Linked DNA regions of Homo sapiens: regions 1 and 3 are each linked to region 2. A link is a loop called in an ENCODE intact Hi-C map of the cell type or tissue named here. Cell type or tissue: endothelial cell of umbilical vein. All regions are shown on one strand.

Evidence for each region. Hi-C counts contacts between places; a loop is a spot of excess contacts. Peaks named below come from ENCODE experiments on the same cell type or tissue, not always from the same donor. Only the 100,000 strongest peaks of a DNase experiment are listed, where the experiment ranks them.
Region 1: it touches region 2 in a loop (22-fold over the local background); 4 of 110 quality-filtered maps call a loop at or near these places.
Region 3: it touches region 2 in a loop (13-fold over the local background); 11 of 110 quality-filtered maps call a loop at or near these places.

Annotation. Positions count from the first base shown.
Region 1 is chr10:80,042,970-80,050,969 of GRCh38, forward strand. It overlaps TMEM254-AS1 (TMEM254 antisense RNA 1), which reads right to left. Exons shown (of 4, transcript NR_027432.1): 4 at 3,264-6,209. Among named protein-coding and RNA genes, the nearest start is that of TMEM254, 32 kb to the right of the region's middle. In endothelial cell of umbilical vein, a CTCF peak has its summit at 4,110 (motif pointing left); a DNase peak (open chromatin) is centred at 4,092; H3K27me3 peaks cover 685 bases.
Region 2 is chr10:79,774,534-79,782,533 of GRCh38, forward strand. All of the region lies in intron 5 of NUTM2B-AS1 (NUTM2B antisense RNA 1), which reads right to left. Among named protein-coding and RNA genes, the nearest start is that of NUTM2B-AS1, 48 kb to the right of the region's middle. In endothelial cell of umbilical vein, a CTCF peak has its summit at 4,977 (motif pointing right); a DNase peak (open chromatin) is centred at 4,958; H3K27ac peaks cover 875 bases.
Region 3 is chr10:79,926,398-79,934,397 of GRCh38, forward strand. It overlaps the pseudogene BMS1P21. Among named protein-coding and RNA genes, the nearest start is that of SFTPD, 19 kb to the right of the region's middle. In endothelial cell of umbilical vein, a CTCF peak has its summit at 3,210 (motif pointing left); DNase peaks (open chromatin) are centred at 3,174, 6,064 and 7,784; H3K27ac peaks cover 988 bases; H3K27me3 peaks cover 1,105 bases.

The sequences.
Region 1 (8,000 bases), 270 kb after region 2:
AGAGTCAGGGCTGCAGTGATTACAGGCATGAGTTACTGGGCCTGATCTTTTTTTTTTTTCATCATGTAATACATCCATGTAATGAAATTTATTTCTTACAGTGCTGGAGGCTGGGAAGTCCACAGTCCCTGGGCCGCAGCTGGTTGGCTTCTGGCAAGGGCCTCATCCTGCATCATAACATGGTGGACAGCATCACATGGAGGGAAGTCGCAGGAGACAGAGCCGAACAGGCTTTTATAACAGACCCTCTCTCATGATAATTCACACACCATTATTGCTACTGAACCATTAACCCACTCACTCAGGAATGCATTAATCCATTCAAGAAAGCAGAGACTTCATGATATAATTATCTCTTAAAGGACCCAAGTTTTAATCCTGTTACTTCACAGATTACGTTTCAGCAGGAATTTCAGAGAGGACAAACAAATCATAGGACCATTTTTTTCAATTACACTTCCATAAGAATTCCTCAATTTTACTTAATCTTTTCAGTGAATAAAGTATTTGATTTTGCAATTAGATTTTGATTATGGGATAGAAAGCACAAAGAAATAAACTTTTGTGGAAACCATGATTGTTTATTTTTCTTCCACCTATCAGTCTAGGTATTTATAAAACTCAACTTGACTTTTTAAAAAATTATAGAATGGGCATGCAAATAGGCAGATACTCCTCCATCAGAATCAGCTTCTCCTATTCTTTTTTTTCTTTTTTTTTTTTTTTTTTTGAGACAGAGTCTTGCTCTGTTGCCCAGGCTGAAGTGCAGTGGCATGACCTCGGCTCACTGCAACCTCCACTTCCCAGGTTCAAGAGATTCTCCTGCCTCAGCCTCCCAAGTTCCTGGGATTACAGGCACAGGCCACCTTGCCTGGCTAATTTTTTGATATTTTTATTAGAGACGGGGCTTCACCGTCTTGGTCAGGCTGGTCTCATACTCCTGACCTCAAATGATCTGCCCACCTCAGCCTCCCAAAGTGGCTTCTCCTATTCTTGAGGATATCAACACATCTACAGCTGACATTTCAACTATTATGATGGGCTACCAAGGGCATGAAGTGACAGAAGATCTAAGATCCAGATGGAGAACTGTAAGTTGATAGAAACACCAGTGAAATTTCCTATAGGAATTTCTTTTGGCCACATCATGTCTGAGCTAAGAACTATAACCCACTTTTCAAGAGAGTGAATACTTTATTTACCTGAAAGCTCTCCATACCTGGACTTCACCTGGACAGGGGAGGCTGCAGAGGGACAGGTTAGTTCCTTTAAGGAGACACCATGAGATGACCAGGGACTATCCAAACTATCCATATCCCCACAGCAGGCTCCCCACTGCACCTGGACTGCCACCTGCCACCCTTCTACTTCTCTCCAACCTTGGCTTCCAGCTGGAGCTGGTTGGAGAGTGGAGGGACTACACTGTGAGCCCTGGAGACTCTGTGTGGGGTACAAAGTCCTTTGTTTGCAACCAAACACAAATTATCAGCTCCTGTTAGCAAGAGACCATGAGGTGTGTGAAAGAAAAAGAAAAAAATCTTTTTTTTTTTTTTTTTGAGACCAGGTCTCACACTGTTACCCAGGCTGGAGTGCAGTGGCACGTTCTTGGTTCACTGCAACCTCTGCTTCCTGGGCACAAGCAATTCTCCAGCCTTGGCCTCCTGAGCAGCTGAGATTATAGGCTCAGACCACTGCACCACGCTAATTTTTGTATTTTTTGTACAGATGGGATTTCACTATGTTGTCCAGACTGGTCTCGAATTCCTGAGCTCAAGTGATCTGCCCACCTCAACCTTCCAAAGTGCTGGGATTACAGGCATGACCTACTGCGCCCGGCCTAAAGGCTTTATTGTCTATAACAATAAATAAATGCAAAATCTACGGATCGGGGAGACACAGGCTCCAGTGTAAGACAAAAATTGAGCTCCAAAGAACAAAAAGAGGTCCTGGCTTAAATAGGGAAAGGTCCTGCGCTAGACGTCAATATGGTCTGTACATGCAAATGAGGATTGAAACTGGTTCAGACCTCACTGGTTGAAAATAACTGTGTCTCAGTTGGGTAGTTTCTAAGCCCAAAGCCAGTGGTCTCTGTAGGGTGCCCCTTTCAGGCAGCTGGCAGGAGATTTCCAGCCACGTGTCTCGGCTCTGGTTTCAGAAGCCATCTTAGCTCAGAGGTGCAAACAGGATGTTTGTCTAGATCTGCCCTCTCCTGGGAAGAGGAATGCATGACTGCTCTTCTCTCACCCCACCATGGCCCCTTGGCTCCCATCATCTTCATCTGAGTGTCTCTTTCAGCCAGAAGACGTCCATCTCCTCTGGACGTCTTTAGAGCTTCATTTCACACTCCCAGCTTGCTCAAAGTTCCAATTGCCCCTGCCGGGGAATGAGGCCCAACATTCCCACCAGAACCAGGCTCAGACCTTTCTCTCTAGAGCCTAAAATACAATCTCAAGTAATGACAAGCCAATCTCAATTCTGCCTCTAGGCACTAACTCCCCATTCTTGGCTCCAAAGACAGGGTCACCTTCTGAAACCACCTTTGCAAAATTATGACAGTAATTTGAGTCTGACAAAATTGACTCCATCTTGTTTCTAACCTCCAAGCTATGCTCGGTCATTCCTGGACATAGATCAAGCTGCTGACTTTGAGAGAAATGTAGTTTATTTATTTTTATTTTATTGTTATTATTTATTTATTTACTTTTTGAGATGGAGTTTCGCTCTGTCGCCCAGGCTGGAGTGCAGTGCACTCGGCTCACTGCAACCTCCGCCTCCCGTGTTCAAGCAATTCTCCTGCCTAGGCCTCCTGAGTAGCTGGGACTACAGGCGCGTGCCACCACACCCGGCTAATTTTTGTATTTTTAGTAGAGACGGGGTTTCAGCATATTGGCTAGGCTGGTCTCGAACTCCTGGCTTCATGATCCACCCACCTTGGCCTCCCAAAGTGCTAGGATTACAGGCATGAGCCACCACGCCCAGCCCTGGTTCTGTTTTCTTGAAGATAGTTTCAACATGTACATCTGCTTGCAGGGTTGGAATACCTCACCCCTCACTGGTGAGGGACAAATCTGTGGTATCTCTTTTATTCATTGAATCAAAGTGCTGTGCCTTTGATTTTACAAGGTATGTTTCATAACTTTAAAGAAAAAAACATTTTTCTTCCTTATCCAAATGTAACTTTAGTAATTTAGTGAATGTAAACCCCATTCATTTTTTTGTATCTTTTCCATGTGTGAATGCAGGTATATATCGAAGAATAATAATTACTCGCTGCTTTATCCTTTATTTTCATGATTATCATATTATCAAACTACTCAATAACTCGATTTTTTACAAACAGTATGTCCGAGAACACTCACACAATTACACAGATCTAGGCCTTTTTTTTTTAAGCTGTCCTAGCTTCTTACATTATATGATGTGTCTTCTTTGGGCTCAGTGTTCTATAAGAATGTCCAAGAGTTTGTCTATGAGACACATCCAGTAACAGAATTGCTGGGCATCTATGACTTCAATAAATATTCCAATTGGCTGTCCAAAGTGATAGTGCAAATCACACTCATCACCTGCATTGGAGAGTTGCTCTTTACCTATTCTCAATCTTATAGTAAGAGAAGGAAGATATTTACAAAATGAAGTATGTCTGCATGTTATATGACTTGGAAATATGTGCAAAACATGCTTTATTCTGCAAATTAGTATCACATGACACAATTGGTTAGAATGTAAATATGAAAAACATCATACAATGTAGAAGAAGGAAGGGGAAGGGGGAATGGGGAAAGGAAAGGCAAGGGAAGGGATTATCAAAGTCTTTACAATATAGATTATATGATGAGTTTAGAGTTTTCAGGACTGTAAATTCAGAGTGCGAGAATAAAAGACCAAGCTTTTGTTTGGTTACTCTCTGTATTGCTTAAACTATCATAACATACATCATTTTGTAATTAATTAAATATTGTCAAGAAAACAAAATGGAAATAACACAAATTCTATGCAGTGGATGTGTTTTACACAAAGCCCCGAGGGAACCCTGCAGTTCAGGAAATGTTGCTCCTCTAGAAGGCAGGCGCCACTATGTGAAAGGCGCCCCCTAGTGGGAGGGATGCAGCCTGAAGCGCTGCACAGGGCAGCATTGGCAGGACCCGCTCTGATGGACAGAACTCCAGAATACTTGAGAAGTGATTCCACATCCTGAAGCTCAAAATTATGAAAATTGTTTCAAAGTTTGGGGCTTTTTTCCAAACACTCAGGTCAACACAAGGCATTCAACTTCTCGTCTGGGCACTCTCAGATCTTGTGGGCCCACGTCCAGAGGTGACTCAGTCAAAACACTGGTTCCAGGCAGCAGCTCTCAGTGAAGGGGGTGAGGAGGGGTCTGCACACCTGCTCTAGCACAGAAGCCCCCTGGGGCTCTTTACAGTGCAAAGCTGGGGCTGCAACTCCATCGGGAGTCCCTGTCTTCAACGGAGAAGCCTCAGGTGATTCTATGCCTTAAGTGTATGCAGGCTAGGCTGATGTTGGGATGTCCTTCACAGTCAGAGCTTTGGTGGGCTGTCTGTGAAAGGACACATGGCTGCTGTTCCAGCAGGCCACACATCATGGCTGGAGATGCTGTCCCGGTCGATGGAGATGACAGCTTTGCTGTAGCCACCTTAGACACCCCTCCATACAAAGTCTGGGCAGTGGGGTCCTTCATATTCTTGTACTGCTTGTTAGGTATCTTTTTTTTTTTTTTTTTTTTTTTTTTTTGAGATGGAGTCTCACTCTGTTGCCCAGGCTGGAGTGCAGTGGCGCAATCTCAGCTCACTGCAAGCTCTGCCTCCCGGGTTCAGGCCATTCTCCTGCCTCAGCCTCCCAAATAGTTGAGACTACAGGTGCCCGCCGCCACGGCTAGCTAATTTTTTTTTGTATTTTTTAGTAGAGACAGTGTTTCACCGTCTCTACTAAAGATCAAGGATGGTCTTGATCTCCTGACCTGGTGATCCACCCACCTCAGCCTCCCACAGTGCTGTTGTTAGGTATCTTCTAAGGAGGAGACAATGTCTGAGACAGGGACTGTGCAGAGCCTCTGTCTTCTGAAGCACAGATTGCTTTGGATTTGGCAACTGCTGTCATTTGGGGGTTGCCTTGCTTGCTGCCTTGGTGCTTGTTAGTTTTGTTCTCCATACTCTAGCTCCACCTTCTCAGGACACTGCTGCCCTACCAGAAGAGACCAGCAGCTCACAGAGCCTTCCTGAGTTCAGCATCTTTATGTGCAAGCTCTGCAGAGCCCTTTTCCTCAGGCTTCTGTGTGGATGGTTGTGGGATGACCTGTGGATGATGCTCTCTGAAGCCTAGCACCATTTCCTAGAAACACAGTCCTGGTCCCAGCAGTAAACACTTGCAGACTTCTCATCCAAGAGCTGCTGGATTTGGGAACTGGGTTGCTCTGCAGCCAGCTATGTTGCTGCATATCTTACCCAAGAGGCGTTTGTGGAGATCTGATCACTATTTGCAAAGGTGTGTGCCACAACTGAGAGCACAGGGACTCTCCATTACTTGGGAACATCAACCATGCTGCTGGGACTGAAGGGAAAGTGCCTGCTTCCCTAAATCCTGTGACTCATATACATTAGAACCTGATCCTGGAAGACCAGCTTCTCCTGGTAATTCTGAGGCTGAGGCTGCTCATGATGACATTCCCAACCATTCTGCTGATGTCCTTGAAAGAGTCAGTAAAGAAAATAACCTTTCTGTTCCTCCTGCTGCTGCCTCTCTCCGTGCACACCATGAACACAGCACAAAGGGGAGGGCCTTGCATGCTGGCTTTCCCCCATCTCAGGCTTGTCCCTTTCAGAATACTGAGGAGGAGATGCAGAAGGATAAGGAAATAATGCTGATCTACATCGACAAGGGCCATTTTCTGTATCACCTGGATACTCCAAATCACAGCTTAGTTTCCTTTTAATCCATAAGGCTACAGTTATTTGAGCCATCATGTTAATTGGGAGTCCCCTGTGTCTCCACGGAAGAGTGGCCAGCTCCACCCAGTAGAACTTCCTGGGTACAAGAAGTTCTGCTCAGGGTCATCATTGGGAGATTCCACCTGGTTTTCCTGGATTCTTGTAAATGGGTGGCCTTTGGCAGAGGAATCATGCAGTTCCCTGGCAGTGAACATTCTGTGTCTCTCTCTAAGTGGTGGTCTGGCTTTTATTTTGAAACCAGTTCTAAAGAGAAAGAACAGTTTGTTAATTCAATCTGTTGGTTAAGACATATTGTACAATGCATTTCCACAATGTAGAATTTTACAGTTAAGTTTAGTCTCAGGATGATCACCGGCTTGTTTCCTGACTTGAATAAGACACAAAGAATGAAGGCAATCCTTTGTGGGGCTGCACATTATGGAGGTTATAAATTGTGCACAATCCCAAAATTTCAACTGCCTCATAGTTGCAGTGGCCCTTTTGTACATGCAAACCTGGACCTTTCAAAATCTCCTACCAACCTGTTTGCAATCCTCCGCATTTGGAAAGAACAGACTTCCAGCCTTTCCCTAACTTATTTATTTTACTCACGCTGACCTACCAGGATAAACTTGTGATTCAATATACTCTAAATTATACTCTTAAATTCACTGTATTCAAAGACTATGCATAAAACAAGCAAGAGTTGGCCGGGCACAGTGGCTCATGCCTGTAATCCCAGCTCTTTGGGAGGCTGAGGCAGGTGGATCACAAGGTTGGGAGTTCAAGACCAGCCTGGCCAACTGGTGAAACCCTGTCTTTACTAAAAAAAAATACAAAAATTAGCTGGGCATAGTGGTGTGTGCCTGCAATCCTAGCTACTTGGGTGGCTGAGGGAGGAGAATTGCTTGAACCCAGGAGGGGGAGGTTGCAGTGAGATGAGATTGTGCCACTGCACTCTGGCATGGGTTACAGAGCAAGACTTTATCTAAAAAAAAAAAAAAAAAAAGGAACAAGCAAGAGTTTGTAATAACCTGGCAAGGCATCTTACACGTGACTCTAAGCATTCCATTTGACACCTCTAGTCTTCATTTTTTTCCCTCCTCCACAAAGAGAGGATAATTACACCTGCCAACCATAATCCCTAGGGGTTTAGGGGAGGGAGAAATGATCAACACTGTTTTAGACTCTCCATCCTAATAAGCTCTGTTGTGGTACCGCACCTAGAGCCCTACCATGCAGGTAAGGATGTCTGGGGGCCTTTTAATATTTGATCCCTCCAGGAACCCCTCTGTCTGCAAGTTCAGAATTGCTTTAGGTTAATAGCGCTTAAAGCTAGAAAGATGTCTGATCCACACCTATAATGACTGCTTAAAACAAAGTTGTGGGCCAGGCGCGGTGGCTCACCCCTGTGATCCTAGCACTTTGGGAGGCTGAGGTGGGTGGATCACCTGACATCAGGAGTTCGAGACCAGCCTAGCCAGCATGGGGAAACCTCATCTCTACTAAAAATACAAAAATTAGCTGGGCATCATGGCGCATGCCTGTAATCTCAGCTACTCAGGAGGCTGAGGGAGGAGAATCCCTTGAACGCAGGGGGCAGAAGCTGCAGTGAGCTGAGATTGTGCCACTACACTCCAGCCTGGGCAACAGAGTGAGACGCCATCTCAAAATAAATAAATAATAAACAAATAAATAAAATTGTGACCATGCACAATGAACCTGGCACCTCCAGATATACTCATTTTCTTCTCACAACACCATCACAACATAATTATACATATTTTACAAAAAGATAAGGTGCAAGAGTCAACTTGCACCTTATAAGTCAACTTGCACCTCTATAAGTCAGATGTTATAGAGCCATTAGGAGGTAGATCTCATGAGGACCCAACCAAAAGACAAGACCTCACTCTCTCATGACAGAGCCTCCTGTGGCCCTCCCCTCAAACATGCTTGCTTCCTGATCACATCATGGGCACTTTCTTTAAGCACATGCAGGCCAGTTCAATTCAGTGTAATTTGATTAGCCGTTATCTATGAACTTCCTTTTAG
Region 2 (8,000 bases):
CTTTTCACTAGACCAGTGGTTCTCAACCTTGGCTGCACATTAGAATCACCTGGAAGTTTCTTTCCATTCCAAGATTCAACACAGAAATTAACAGAATACTGAATCAATTTCAATGAACTAAGAGTGACAATTTTTACTAAAAAATATTTACTTAGCAAGAAGCCAAGATTGACTGTTGTTTTAGAGTCTTTCTACTCGAAGTGTGGCCTATGGACCAACAGCATTCTTATCAGATGATAAGTGAGCTGGGAGCTTGTGAGAAATGCAGAATCCCAGGCCCCACATCCAAATTATAATTTGCATTTTAACAAGATTCCTGGGTGATTCATACGCCCATTAAAATTTGAGAAGCACTCATTTAGACTTTCCCATTACCCTTCTCTTTATCACTCTGAATATTCTCCAACTTCCTATCTAGTGACCACAGAGGGTACTGACAGATTACAGCTTCAAAGCATAACCAGGATCAATAGAATACATTCATTCTTTCATTCCAGAAAAATCTATTTAGATGTAGGGCCAGTGCCTATGCTTGTGCAGACTGTGCACCACATCTGGGAAGTACTATTCACAATGTAGAAATTTTACATTTGGATTTTATTGCTACACCATTTTCTAGCAGACGGCAGTACAGTGTCTTGCAACAAAATCAATACACATAAGCTTTGGCTGAATGGAAGTTAAGTGCTTGAGGAAGGAATGTCTTTTTTCTATTCAATGGCCTATAGGCTAGATGTCACCTTAATGGGAGCCAGGACCTGGCAACACAGCAGCAAACCAGAGAGGCCAAATTATTAACTATTTCCCATTTAATACAATTTGTTTATTAGTTTTTATGCAAAATTATGGTATGGTAGTTTTAAAAAATTCAATGTATGTGGCATATTTTCCTTCCATTGCATACGATATAGCCTACAATTTTAATGTTTAATATACAAAACACAGCTTGTGTTTTTTTCCCTTCACAAAGTTTATAACAAATCTTGGAGCGCAATCTGTAATTACAATACATCGTATGCAGAAATTCCAGCCACTTTCGAGCTTTATACTTTATGGTGTAGTTTCCAAGTACACGTTATAGCAGAAGTGAAAGAAAAACTCTATTTTTCTGAATATTCTATAATTCCTGTCATCAAGTGCCTTGGATGTGGACATTAGAGATCAGTCAATATTTGTTTTAAAACAGTATTTTCAACTTCTTTTATATACTTTTCTGTCTTTCTCTCTCTCTCTCTTTCTTTTTTTCCCTAATGGAATGCTCTGTCCTGCTTGCAAGTTTTGGTGCAGAGAAGCCAACAAAGATTTATAAATAGGGATGCTCATGACATCATGATTTACGACAGGTAAAAACAGGAAGCATTTTAGATTTCAAACAAAAGGTAGTTATCAAATATATCACTACACATCCAAGTAACTAAATAGCACATTTATTAAAAACTATGAGTCTAAAGAATAATTAATATCATAGGGAAAACATTTATGTAAAATGTTAAGCAAAAAGTTTTAAGAGGTTAAAAGGAAAAAAAAAATCAGGGTGCAAAACCACATACATAGTGTAATCTGAATGTCCCTGGCTCCTTGCTACTTAGCTGGTCTACGGACTAGCATCATAGCATCACCAGGAGCTTGTTGGAAATGCAAGATTTTAGGCTCCACCCTAAAACCCACTGAATCGGAATCTTCAGGTGATTCTTAGGCACTCGAAAGTCTGAGAAGTATCACCCAGGCCGTATCAACTTTGGGGAACAGTGGTCAGTTTACTTCTACAATTTGAACCAAAGTTCATTAGCTCATTAGCACCGACCTACCTAATGCAGGACCACAGTCCCCCTCCAAGACACATCCAGTGTCTTAGGCAGGTATCTATAAGTATAAATTCAGGCACTGGGGTGGTGGCCTTACCTGTCCCTCAAAATCCCCAAGGGGGAAATGCTGTTTGATACAAATGATTATTTGAAAATTATGTCAAAGAAAGGGGAATCTATTTCTTTTGCCCTGGCAATCCCTCATTAAATATGCCTTTTATGTCATCTCTGCCCATTCGTTTTCCTTTCGGCTTCCTCCTATCCCTCACACATGCCTCTCCTCTCTTACCTGAGAATCCTGAGAGAGTCAAGGAGGAAACCTGGTGTTCCAGAGTTAGGAGAAACGACTGTGCCCTCATGTACCATGATGGATACTATCACAGAAAGCAACATGCATGCTCTCCCACCATCCACACTGGGACGTGAGCATCACTATCCCTTTATCATCCCAATGGCCACTTTGCTGCAGCACCAACCTTGCTGATGTGACCCATTCTGGTCCACTGCTGGTTAAAAACTCCCCTCTGACCACTGCCCACATGGTTGGATCAGTCCACCGTGGACCCAAGATGTGACTCTCACTGCTTTACACTGCCATGTGGGACTCTATAAGGTCACTACTCTCTTGATAGGCATGTGGGATCTGCAGTGTGGGATCCCCCATGCCTACCGAGAAGGAGAAATGGGGGAGCATATAGGTTTAAGTAGAAATTAGACAAGGGATTGGGACTAGAGAACATTTCTCCTGAGAGTTTTCAAGGAAAAAGACTTGCCTGGTTATGTTCAAGCATAAAGTATATAATACAATACAAAACAGAGTAATAGGTGTTAGGAAACGTAGTGTCTTGTCTTGGTTCTTTGTGTGACCTTGGGAAAGTCATTTTCAGATGCTTATTTTTCCCCTTTTGGAATGCTGGGTAAAAATAATTGCACAGTCCATCTCCCAATTCTGGTTAAGTTCAAATGAGATGATGTTTGGAAATGAGCTTTGAAATCCCTTAGGTGTAGCATTAGCACCAATAATATGCAGCACCATGGTAAGAAAAAAAGACAGTCTGTTCTTTAAATTGGCCTCAGAAAAATTCACACCTGGATATCTGGTGGAACCTGCAAATTGGTGTTGTATATTTTAAAGTCAAGAGTAACCTTGGAGACTGGTCTAGATTGAAAATCAACAGTACATTGGAGAGTGATACACAGCTCCTAGCTGGTAGGGGAAATTGAGGGCATCCAGAGTGAATAAAGTATTTATTGCGGTGGAGTGAGCAGGGGGGAGTAGCATTATGTTCTAAAAACATTCAATAAAAGAATAGCCACCTTCCGTTTTCTCAAACATCTATGCAGGTGCTTAGATCCCAAATATGGAAGATTTTGCATTTCACAAGGTATCTTTCATTCTACATAGATTTGTAGCAAAATAAAAATCATTATACATTTTAATGGCTTTGTTGATTTGGTTAAATTAGCTGAAGGCATTGTTGACTGCACATAAAATCCATTTCTCAAAGTTCTTTAGCTTTTTGACCCTTTCATCAATTCTTCTTCAGTTCTGTCATCATTCTTTCCCTCCTCTTTCAATTTCCTATCTAAAATGTTCCAAAATAATTATAAAAGTCAGAGAGGCATGATGAACCTTTTTATTGGAAAGAGATGAACCTTCCAAACTCATTCTCAGCTCATCATCACAGCATTTGGAATATGGAGTAAAAATTCATATTTTGCAAGTGCCTTGGTGCTTAAGCATGCAGAACAGATGTTTCATTTCACAAGTTTTCCCAATTTATTACACATAATATCTCTATTTCTGTGAGACAAACACTGCTTTGGGGAATAGGCCTTTCCATTTCCTCCAGCAAGCTGATGCATGGAAATGGACTGTTGAGTCACCTTCTAGTCACCTCAGGAGAGGAGATTTTTCAAATGCTGTTTGTTTATTTTCATGCAAGGTCATCAAGGGGAAATAGTCACAGTCCCATACTCCTTACCAAAGGCCATCACTTCTGCACATGGCATTTCTCTACCTGAAATGCATTCAATTAAATGCACTCATCCTTGCTAGGCCTGGCTTGATTTCACATCTGTGACAGATTCCTTGATGAACTCGACACCGAGTGGTTTCTTCCAATAGCTAAATAATACCTGATGATGACATTATTTTCATCATTACCATTAGCAACTTAGGAGGGAGAAAGGTGGTGTTGGGCAGGGAAGTCACACTAACCTCACCTTTCCCTGTTGCACTGTAAATTCCGAGGGCAGGGGTGGCTTGCACAGTGCCTTTCATATGATTGGTGTTTTAAAAACGTTGCTTGGTTGATTACATAGGATAGTATTGCTGCTTTGGTAGCCTAACTTTGCTCCTACACTACGGCCAGAAGAGAGGGTGAAGAAGAAATAAGAAAATAAAAATCAATCCTAAAGAAAGTGGTAAGGAGCAAAATAGGAGTTACTGGGGAAGCACAAAAACCTGAAGCAGATAACCCTCAGGCGTGAAGGTCTATTTCTCTCCTGGTTTACACACGCACCCACCTCCGTTTCTCTCCTACTTCTCCGCCACCCCACCTCAACCAGGAGGCAATTCCCCAACCAACCCTGAATATGTCTTCTAATTTCATGTACTCAATAATACCCAAACCATTTAATCTCAGTCACTGCTGGTGGGAGCGGCAATTGACACGACCTTGAAGGGAAAGCAACTTGGCGGCAGATATCAAGAGTTCTAAAAAACATTTATACTCATCTTCTCCATAATTCCACTTCTGAGCTGTATCCTAATTTTTAAAATCTTAAATATGTACAAAGATTTATGCCCCCAGAGTTTCCAATACAGGTTTATTTATACAGAGATAGGAACAGTGCAGCAGTCTAGCATCAGAAGGAGTGGCTAAATTATGGGATGAGTCTCTCACTGGAATTTTTCTAAAGTTATTTTAAATTATGTCTTAAAGGCATTTAAAGCTTATTTTATTTTTAAATGTTTTTAAATTAGCATGCAATAAAACTGACTTTTGTCTACACAGTTCTATGAATTTCAGCACTCACATAGGGTCAGGACCGAGTTTCCTCTCACAAGACTCCTAGCCCCACCTTGAAATCACCGGACGCACTTCGTTGTCCAGGAGCCTTCTCCAAGCGGCGGGACGTCTCGGGAGGTTGGGTGGCCCGGTCAGTCCGCGGCACACAAAGACCTCTAGGGGGCAGTGTTGTCTCACACCACATGTTCCTCTACCGGGCTTTAACACACACCCTTAAACTCTAACCCAGCCAAAGCACTATTGCGTCTGTATTTTCCAAATACTTTACAATGAGTATGCACTACTATTACAATCAGAAAAAAAAAATTAGATTACTAATAAGCTATTGAAAGTGGGGGAGATATCAATATAAAAATACCCACTCATGGAAGACATTGCTTAAAATAGAGAACTAGCCTCTGTTCATAGTCTGGTTTCAAAGCCCAAAGTTACGTTTCCTTTTGTTAGATTGCTAGATGATATGGCTCTGGACTTTAATTCTCCATGTTTAAAATAGCATTTCTGTATTTAAAATAGCATTTCAATAGCACTTTTAAAACTTCTAAAATCATTTCTGTAATACTCTTTTTTCAGTGAGAAATAGAACAATGCTTCTTCCCTCTCTATTGTAGAGATAGCAAAGTGCTAAAGAGATGAATTTGTGTTAGAACATCTATATATTAATTCAGAATATTCTAATAAGCAAAAGGATATTGCTAACAATTTGTATGCAGCAAGGCATAAGTTTTGGAGTCTTTTCAATTTAGCTATTCCACTTATGCTAGTTCACCCACTCCCTTCCTGTGACGGGTTCCCTAGTGATGAATGGGGCATGTAGATTATCAGATGAGTGGACAGGAAGGAAGACAGTCTAGAGTGGAAGATAAAGATAACCAACCCATGATGGAACCAACTCAGAAATCAACCCCACCAAGAGAAAACTTTATTCATGCACTGAATATTTATGGAACACCTTTCACTTGCCAAGCACTGTTCCAGGTGCTGGGGATATAGCAGAAAACTGCACGTCAAAATTGCTGCTCTCATAAAGTTCACATTCTGGGACTCTAACCCAGCCAAAGCACTATTGCGTCTGTATTTTCCAAATACTTTACAATGAGTATGCACTACTATTACAATCAGAAAAAAATATTAGATTACTAACAAGCTATTGAAAGTGTCTCCCACTGGGTGGGAGACAGCTAGGAAAAAGAAATAAAGAGGAAAAATATCCTCTTGAAAGTTAAAATAGGATAGAGACGGATTGGTGGGGGCTACTTTAGACTGCGGAGTCACAGAGGACCTCTTTGAGGAAGTGGTAATTTAAGATGAGATCAGAATAACATATCCAGCCTTGAGAAGACAAGGGGGTGGAGGGAGTGTTCCAGGGAAAGGAAACACCTTATACAAAGGCTGGAACAAATTGAATGGGTTCAGAAAACAAAAGGAAGGCCCAGAGTGACTGGAGCGTGGCATTTAGGGATGAAGGTGAAGTCAGAAAAGTATGTAAGAGTCTGGTCAAGTAACAGTCTCGTAGGCCAAGGTAAGGAATTTGGGTTTTATTTTACTGCAGTGAGAGATATAGGAGATTTCACACAGAGGCGTGAAATGGTCTGATATAGGTTTCTAAGAACCATTCTGACGGCCATTAGAAAGTGCAAGTTTGGGAATATGGCGATCACTGAGAAAGCTATGGGACCGTGCATGGTAGATCATGCCTGTAATCTCAGCACTTCGGAAGGCCAAGGCAGGAGGATTGCTTGAGGCCAGGAGTTCAAGACCAGCCTGGGCAACACAGTGAGACCTCATCGCTACAAAAAATAAAAACATAAGCCAAGTGTGGTGGCATGTGCCTGTAGTCCCAGCTACTCAGGAGGTTAAGGCAGGAGGATTGCTTGAGCCCAGGAGTTCAAGACTGCAGTGAGCTATGATTGCACCACTGCACTCCAGCCAGAGCAGCAGAGTGAGACCATGTCTCATATAAAATAAAATAATAAAATTCAAATAATAAAATAAAACAGAAAGCTATCACAATAACTGAGGTCAGGTGTGATGAAGTGTGGACCAGGATTATGGCAGTAGAGATGGAAGGTAGCTCACAGAGTCATGACATCTTTTGGAGAAGGAGCTGTTGGAATTAGCTGTATTATTAGATGTACATGGTTGGGGGGAGACGAATCAAAGCACGATTCCTAGCTTTTTAGTTTGAACAACTGAAAGGATGGTAGCTCCATTTCCGGAGATGAGAGGACTGAGGAGATCATGATCCGGGGGGATTATTTGGTCTTTAACATGTGAGCCCATTGGACGAGCATTTGGGTAACTTCAGTCTTACTCCTCAGCAGCTGCTGTTGGCAGGGTGTGGTCAGGTAGGCTGGCACTGTGTCTGAGCAAGCCAGCTCTGGTCTGATAACAGAGTTTTATCTGGAAGGGGAAACCCAGGGCTGGGCTTATGTTCTAAGGTCAGCAGCCTGTCACACCAAGAAATAAATGTCTGTTAAGGCAATTGGTACATAAGCACTCAGAAAGTGTAGCTTGTCAAAGTGGCTTAATTCCAACTAGGTTGTTATTACTCAGTTGACACCTCTTGGGAGAGTTTTTTGATATTTTCTTTAACTCTTTAGTGTTATACTTTATGTATATTCACATGAATTGAAAACAGGTTCAGTTAAAAGGGTAATTAAAAATATAAAACATTTTTTAAAAAAGAAAACAGGGCCAGGCACGGTGGCTCACGCCTGTAATCCCAGCACTTTGGGAGGCCGAGGTGGGCACATCATGAGGTCAGGAGATCGAGACCATCCTGGCTAACACGGTGAAACCTCGTCTCTACTAAAAAATACAAAAAATTAGCTAGGCGTGGTGGTGGGTGCCTATAGTTGCAGCTACTCAGGAGGCTGAGGCAGGAGAATGGCATGAACCCAGGAGGAGGAAGGAGCTTGCAGTGAGCCGAGATGGCGCCACTGCACTCCAGCCTGGGCGACAGAGTGAGACACTGTCTCAAAAAAAAAAAAAAAAGAAAAAAAAAGAAAACAGGTACATGATGTAGACTCTACATTTTAATGTAATGTTTCATTAATTGTAATGAAACATTACAATGTTTCAACATCCTTGAAATTTAAATAAGGGAAGCTTTGGGTTTCCATAAAGAGAACACTTATACTTAAACACAAGAAGGCTG
Region 3 (8,000 bases), 150 kb after region 2:
TGACTAATGTACTCAGTGGCATGTCGGTTTCCTGGGCCTCCATTTCCCTATCTATAAATAGGTCACTAAAGACTTCTTTCCTCTAAAACTTAATGAATCAATTGTCACACACAAGTCCAGAGTGTAGGAGCCAATTCAGGAGCAAAGTGGCAGGATCTGAGTTTTTGTGTGTGTGTTATTTTGTAGAGATAAGGTTTCACCATGTTGTCCAGGCTGGTCTCGAACTCCTGAGCCCAGGAGATCCCCCCACCTAGGCCTCCCAAAGTGGTGAGATTACAGGTATGAGCTACTGTGCCCGGCCCTGTTTTCAGTTTTTGTTTCCTGGCAATTCTGTCCAAAGTAATTGTGGGCTAAATATCAGCTACTTCTGAATTCTACAAAAGACAGTCTGGGTAAATTAGAATGACAAATATACCTTGGCCTCAAGGTGGGAACTTCGGATTTAAATTATGTCTGCAGAAGTAGAGACACAGCAAGTATAATCACAATTTGCCTCCTGTGTCTGAATGAAAACAGCTACCAAAGCCTGTGACACTCGAGGCTCAGGCTCCTGCCTGGGTCTGAATCCTGGAATTGTAGGGCCTTGTGCCTGCAGGACACTGTTTTCTCAGAGTCCTACAGCTCTGCTGCTTCACTTTATCCATGTCCAAGCCAGAAGATGGGGAATGGGGTACCAGCTGAGGGCCCAGTGTTCATATCTTTCAAATCTTCTTCCTGCTGGTGCCAGCCAGCCTCCCTTCTCTGTGGCTGTCAGAGGGGGACCAGTGCCAGGGGTCACAGTCAGTCCCTGGACTTGCCCTCTGTGTCACAGCAGAGCCTCTGACCTGGAAGGCTGTTTGCTTGTCATTATGTAACTGGTCTGTGCTTTTGAGCCTGCCAAAGCTCAGGGTTTTTCCATTCTGGAAAGGGATTGGTTGCTATCAGAGGGCCTGGGCTGGAGATGCCGGGAAGTAGATTTTATAAAACGATGTTGTCCTGGTAACCCTGAGTGGCTGATGGGCTGCTGGGAAGAGGGGAGGAGATCAGGGCAGTGGGCCATCTGGGAAAGGGTGCTTACAACCCTGGTGGCCACTGTGTGAGGAATAGACAGTGTCCCCAACTATGAACCTGTGGTTTGTCCAGCAAACACAGGTGTATGTTTCAAAAAAGCTGGGGGCAAGCAGCCATTCATTAACCAAGCAAATGCCTTGGGTGAGGCTAGCCATTGCCAACCCACAGCCCAGCCTGCCCTGCCCTGGCTTATGCTTGTGCCACCTTGTACCTCTCTTCTGAGTAGTGACCAGCAGAATTGACTGGAATGCTTGACAAAATCATAGGCTCTTGGCCTCATTCTGGACCCAGTGAGTGAAAACCTCAGAAATCTGTCATCTTCATGGGTTCCTCAGGTGAACCGGATGTTTGGCCAGTTTTGAAACCACTGCCCCAAGAAATGCAGACACCACAGTGGCTTTCTGCCTGCCTCTCACCGTACAGTGCAGCCCTGGAGCCTGGAAGCCAGCATTTTCCCATTCCTTACAGGCCCCTCATGAGGTGAAGGGAGTGCTGCTTAACTGTATAGTGTCAGACCCCAAATAATCTCCCTCAACGGACCAGCGCCCCGCTAGTGAAAACCAACTGCAGACCTAAACCTTCCCTATTTCCAGGGTTTCACTGCTTCCTGTGACTTTAGGGAGGAGGTCTGAGGTTGAGACAGCTCTGAGGAGCTTCAGAGCACGTGAGGCACTGGATGCGTGAGACCTTGAGGGGGGAATTGTGTGCACATGGGCTTGGGGCTGTTTGTGTGTATTGTTGTACATGTGTGAGTGTGTGTTGAGTGCTTGTATGGAAACCAGCAATCCAGTATGGAAACCAGAACCCAGTGCTTGATGTTCTCAGCATCCTGCCACTGGCGGGGGCTCAGCCCCTACCTCCCCAGCCTGTCTCCAGGTTTACCTCTGCCTACTCCCCACTGAAGAACATTGGCTCGGGCTGACCCCGGAGACTCTGGGTGAGGAGTTGAGGTGCTTGGTCATGGACAAAAGGTCCTCTGTAAGGGGTCCTAAGCTGTGTTCTAGGACACCGGGGGGTCCACAGAGATTGAGCACTAATATGATCCTCTTCCCCTGCCAGGTCTTGGATTGTATGTCACCATTCCCCCCACCACCCGAGTCCCTACCTGACCACTGAAGCTAAGGTTGCTCCAACCCCAGTCACCATTACAACACTCCATTTTATTTTCTTCTAAGAATTATGGTTATCTGATATCATCTTGGCTATCTGCTTAAGTTATGTCAGTGTTGCAAAGTCATTAAGAATAAGGAATCTAGCTGGGGTCAGTGGCTCACGCCTGTAACCCCAGCACTTTGGGAGGCTGAAGGGGGCAGATCATCTGAGCTCAGGAGTTCAAGACCAGCCTGGGCAACACAGCCAAACCCCACCTCTAAAAATACAAAAAATTAGGCGGGCATGTTGGCGCATGACTGTAATCCCACCTACTCAGGAGGCTGAGGCAGGAGGATTATTTGAGCCCAGGAAGCAGAGGTTGCAGTGAGCAGAGATCGTGCCATTGTGCCCCAGTCAGGGCAATGGAGTGAGACTCTGTCTCAAAAAAAAATAAAATAAAATAATAAAAATAAAAATAAAAATAAAAAGAGTAAGGATTCTGGAGTCAGACTGCCTGGATTCAAATCCTGGTTCTACCAGTTTGCACCTGTGTGACCTGGGCAAGTCACATAATACACTCTCTGTGTGTTAGTTCCCGTCTTGGTAAAATTGGGATCATGACAGTGTCCACCTCAGAGGGTTGTTGAAGGAATAGATGAACTGATATAAGCAAGGCAATTAGGACAGCACTGGCCTGCAATAAATGCCATGCAAACATTAGTCCCTGCTGTTGTTATTAGTACAAGACCATATCACTCACTTCTGCAGTCCCACTGCCTTGAAAAGGGCTGGGAACCACATACACACTCAATAACTGTTGAATGAATAAGTGAATGAATAATGAATGAATGAATCTGAGTCCTCCACCAAAATGTGTGACCCAATTCCCTTCTCTGGAGCTTAACTCAGCTCTAAGCTGGATCCAAGAGAGAAACAGCAAAACTCATTTTGGAATATGGTTACGGACACAGCCTCCTTTCTCTGATAATTGAGTATCCCTGGCCCCGGCAGCAGTGGCCATGTGCAGCTGGTGCTGTGGCCTCGTGCTGCCCCCTGCTGGTTGCCTCCAAGACAAGGCCAGCAAACCCAGAGAGACTCAAGCCCAGCCAGGTGAGTGGTGGGATCACATGAGCACCTTGTCTGCAACTTCGGATGCTCCCGCTTTCCTCCTCTCGACGATTGTCCTGGTTGCTTTGCTCACTGGGGTTGTGCCCCCACCCTGCAGGGCCAGGGCCAGACGCACGCTCCTACTGCGTGACCGCAGGTCTTCAGCATGCTGGATCCCGACAGCCCTCAGTGCACAGCAAGCCCCGGGGACTGGCGGGATGCTCTGCTCCTTGTCTATACATCTGTCTCCTTTCCAAGCCTAGAATGTGATCTCTTTAGGGCAGGACCCACAGGCCACCCCCACACTCTCCTTGCCTGCCCCTCCACAGGTCTCTGTGGCCGAGGCAATTTCAGAATCCCCTCAAGACAGGACTTTGCTGCTGCTCTTGCCCGAGCCCTGTCGGGGCTGGATTTGTGGGCTTCTCTCTGGGTTCCCTTTGCGGACTTTTTGGGTATCTCTCTCAAATGCAGTCACTTTTTTCTTTCCTCAGCATCAGCAGGGAAAGAATCTGGACTTTTCTCTGAATCAGGTTCTTTTGGAGAACACTACTAAGTATATGCTTGTGATTTTCGTGTGATGACCTCGCGTCATTTCAAAAGGACAAAGGGGTTCAGGCTGGGAACCTGTAACTCAGGACAGTTTAGGGACTCTGCCTGGGACCCATCAGGCCACCAGCAGAGGGTCCGGTGCACAGATGGATGGTGGGGATCTCCTAGGGGATCTCAAATGGAAATGACATTGTTGTTCCGCCAGCTTCTACACTGTTCTTGTTTCTTGTTCTTGGGCTTCCTGGGAAGTCAGCTGGTGGAAGCACAGGATTCTTGCAGAAGTCCCTGAAGGTGCCTTCACTGGGTGCATGATGAAGCTGGGGGCAACCCCCTTGTTGGGTACCCTATGGACCTGCAGGGCAGTGCCCTCTTAAGCCAAGGATGACAAACATTAGCACACATACTTACCCTCTCCTCCCCGATATCTGTGCCAGATGCAACTAATCAACGATCTCCTACACAGCCTGGAAAAGATCCTGAAAGCCATTTAACCCCACAGTCATTACCAAGGGATGTGAGATGGTGTGGGGAAAAAGACTCATTGTCCAGCCCTCCAGCCCTGCCCAGAGCTCCTGATGTGTCCAGCTTCCTATCCCCATGAGAATCTATGACCTTGACAATTACAGAAGTACCACCAAAAGCCATATGCCGAGTTGCATGTGAGACCCTTTTCCCCAGTGAGAGCATCCTCTGGAGACCTCACCTTGCCCAGCAGTGCTGACCCTTTCCTGTGCTGTCTGCAAGCAGTTCCTGGGTGGTCATCTCTCCTACACTGATGGGATCTGGTTCCCAAGCACCCCAAGGGCAGGAATCAGAAAAGGTCATGAACATTTTGGATTCACTATGTGAAAAGGGTCTGGGGAGTCCAGAGGTAGAAGCTCCCAACCATGGCTGAGATGGAGGGGAAGGTGATGAGACATGGTTTAACATCACACTCACTGTTATATGGTCGTGCTTGCCTAATGCACCAAGATTATGAGCTAAATTCCACATCAGATAAAAAGCAGTGCCGCTTTCCTCCTCAGCCAGGGAGATGTAAACCACCTGGAGCTTCAGGGCAAGGAGTGTAAAATCTGACCCCAAGCCACAGAGCAAAAGCAAGGGAAGGATGGGAAGGGATGCCAAATTCCCTGAGTTCTTGCTGCTTTCAATTCTGATCAATGCCTAAAAGGAAGTGAATATGTTATCTCAAAATTCTTTTTATCTTTTTTGTATCTCTGCTCCTTTCTTATCGCTACTACATATGTTGGCTTTTTTTTTTCTTATACAGATTTATCAACATGTATTTGTCTAATTCAACTCTTAAAAAGTCTAGTTTCTGAGATAATTTGTCATATCTATTATTGCTTTTTGTCGTTGTCAACACAGGGTCTTGCTCTGTCTTCCATGCTGAAGTGCGGTGTCACAATCATGGCTCACTGCAGCCTCGACTTCCTGGGCTCAAGTGATCCTCCTGCCTCAGCCTCACAAGTATCTGGGACTTCAGGTGCACGCCACCACACCTGGCTAATATTTATTTATTTATTATAGAGACAGGATCTCCGTATGTTGTCCAGGCTGGTCTTTAACTCCTGACCTCAAGTGATCCTCCCCAATCAGCCTCCCAAAGTGCTGGGATAACAGGTATGAGCCACCATGCCCAACTTATTTCTATTATTGTCATTTGTTTTATATTTCATTAATTTCACTTTTATATTTATTTGTTTTGTCCTTTTTTTGTTGTTTTAAAAATTTGTTTTAAGAAGATGAACACTTAGTTCAACTATTTTCAGTCCATGTTTTTTTATTTTTAAAATTTTAGTAATGAAAGCAAAGTTACTTATTTCCTCTGAGTATAGCTGTAACTCTATCTCATAGATTTTGGGATACATATTACTGTTTCATTAAGGTTTAAAAATTACTACTAAGATTATGCATTTTTCACGTATCAGTACTATTGGCCATTAGTATTTCTTCCTTTATGAATTTCCTCTTCTCATTCTTATGCCATTTTCCTATTTAGATATTCATTATTTTCTTATTGATTTATCTGTTGTGTACATTGCAAATACATAACCACTTTTCTTTTACATTGTGTTTTACTTTTCAGTAGAAAAGTTTTACGTATTTCTTATGTAGTCAGATATATCAATATTATCACTTTGGGTTCCCCTGTCTGATAACATTCTTAGATAGCTCTTTTTCCTTCCAAGACTACATAAATTGTTACTTATATTTTCTTCTAATTTTAATTTGTATATGTAATAAAATAATCTGATTTTACACTTCCTCTAAATGTTTATTTAACCCAGAATGATTCATTGGTAAGTCATTGTTTTCCTATGATTTTGGCATTCTCTCTTTATCATGCATATAGAACACATACGTGTATATATACATACTTGAGCCCATTTTTAGCCTTTCTATTCTTCTTCATTGTTCTATTTCTGTGTCATTAATATACAACTTCAATTATGCTAGTTTTATAAAACCCTCTAACATAGATGGGTCAAGTTCATCCTAGTTATCCTATTTTAAGCAATTTTCCTAACCCTTGAGAGTCATTCTTTCATAAGAGCTTTAGAATCACTTCATGAAGTCCTCACACCTTCCTCCACTCCCTCTTTTCTTTCCTGTGAACATTGTATAGGGGTACAGTAAGTGTCTAGGTTCTCTGCGGGATCCCCATCCCTCTCATCCTCTCTCTGTTCTCTCAGGCCGTCTCTCTAGCTGGGGGCCAAGCATCCCCTTCCTGCCCTGATCCTTCCCTCTGGTCACAGAATGCGTTTGCTTGGCCTGAAGTTGTCATCAGAACTTTCAGCCCTGGCCTGGCCCCAGGCACTTACGCTTCAAATGAAGTATTAAGGGAATTAAAAAATAAATATGTACAAGGGCTGGCAATGAGGCCACTCTGCAATTTCCTCAGATCAAAGGGCCTAGAGACATCTTAAAAACACTTTATTCAACCCTACAAACAGGACTTACATAAGGACCATTCTGCTCAGGCAGGGTGCTGCTAAGTCCCTCTCTGTGGCTCAAAGGTGTTTCAGCCAGGTAGTCTGAGATTGCCTACAGACTCTTAAGTAAATAGAGGGCAAACATGTTAATATTCAAATGTATCCAGGAAGGATGGGTGCTGCAGTAACAACCCCCAAATATCACTCAGAGTACAAGTCCATTGCCTAGATCCAGGCAGTTGCTTTCCATGCATCTGCTCAGGTTCCAGAATGTTTGATTGTACAACAACTTTATTATTATTATTATTATTATTATTATTATTATTGAGACAGGGTCTCACTCTGTCGCCTAGGCTGGAGTGCAGTGGCGCAATCTCTGCCCACTGCAACCTCCACCTCACGGGTTCAAGTGATTCTCCCTTCTCAGCTTCCCAAGTAGCTGGGATTACAGGCACGTGCCAGCACTCCCAACTAATTTTTGTATTTTTAGGAGAGACAGGGTTTTGCCCATGTTGGTCAGGCTGGTCTTGAACTCCTGACCTCAAAGTGATCCAGCCGCCTCGGCCTCCCAAAGTGCTGGGATTATAGACGTGAGCCACCGCACCTGGCCTTGTACAAGAACTTTATATCTACCAATCTGTCTATAATCACAGAAGACATGGCAGCAGACGAGAGGGCATTTTAGAAATGTATACCCACTCTTTTCTGCTTCTCCCCAGGAGTGACCCACATCACAGGTTCATGCCTGCCTTCAAAAGTCCTCTCAGTGAAAGATTGGCGAGAAACAGTAAAACCTACCATAAGATGCCAGGCCTGCTGTTAGCCATAGAGAGGTCTAATAGTCACAGGCAATTAGAGTGGACAGTAATGAAGACTGCTTTGATCTCTGAGTGGCTTGGTAATTGCACAAAGAGAGGTCTCTTCTCTATTCTCATGGTTAAAACTCTTATCATCCGTCCATTCATTCTAAATCCACTTGTTGAGCACCGCTATTGTCCATTGCCAGAACAATCCTGCAGCTTACTCATCTTGTTATGTTAGGGAAGTGCAGGATCACGAGGGCATGACTAGCCATGTCAATCTTTGTATCCAATGCCTGGATAAATATTTGACATACAGATTAAGACTGCATTTCTCTAATAGATAACTAGTTTCTTTGCTCTAGGTAGGTAACTTGAAAATGTCAAGCACATCATTAAACTTGAATTTTAAGGTGAACATCTGGAAAGGAAGAGTGGTTGAGAATGCCCTGAACTTACGCCACTC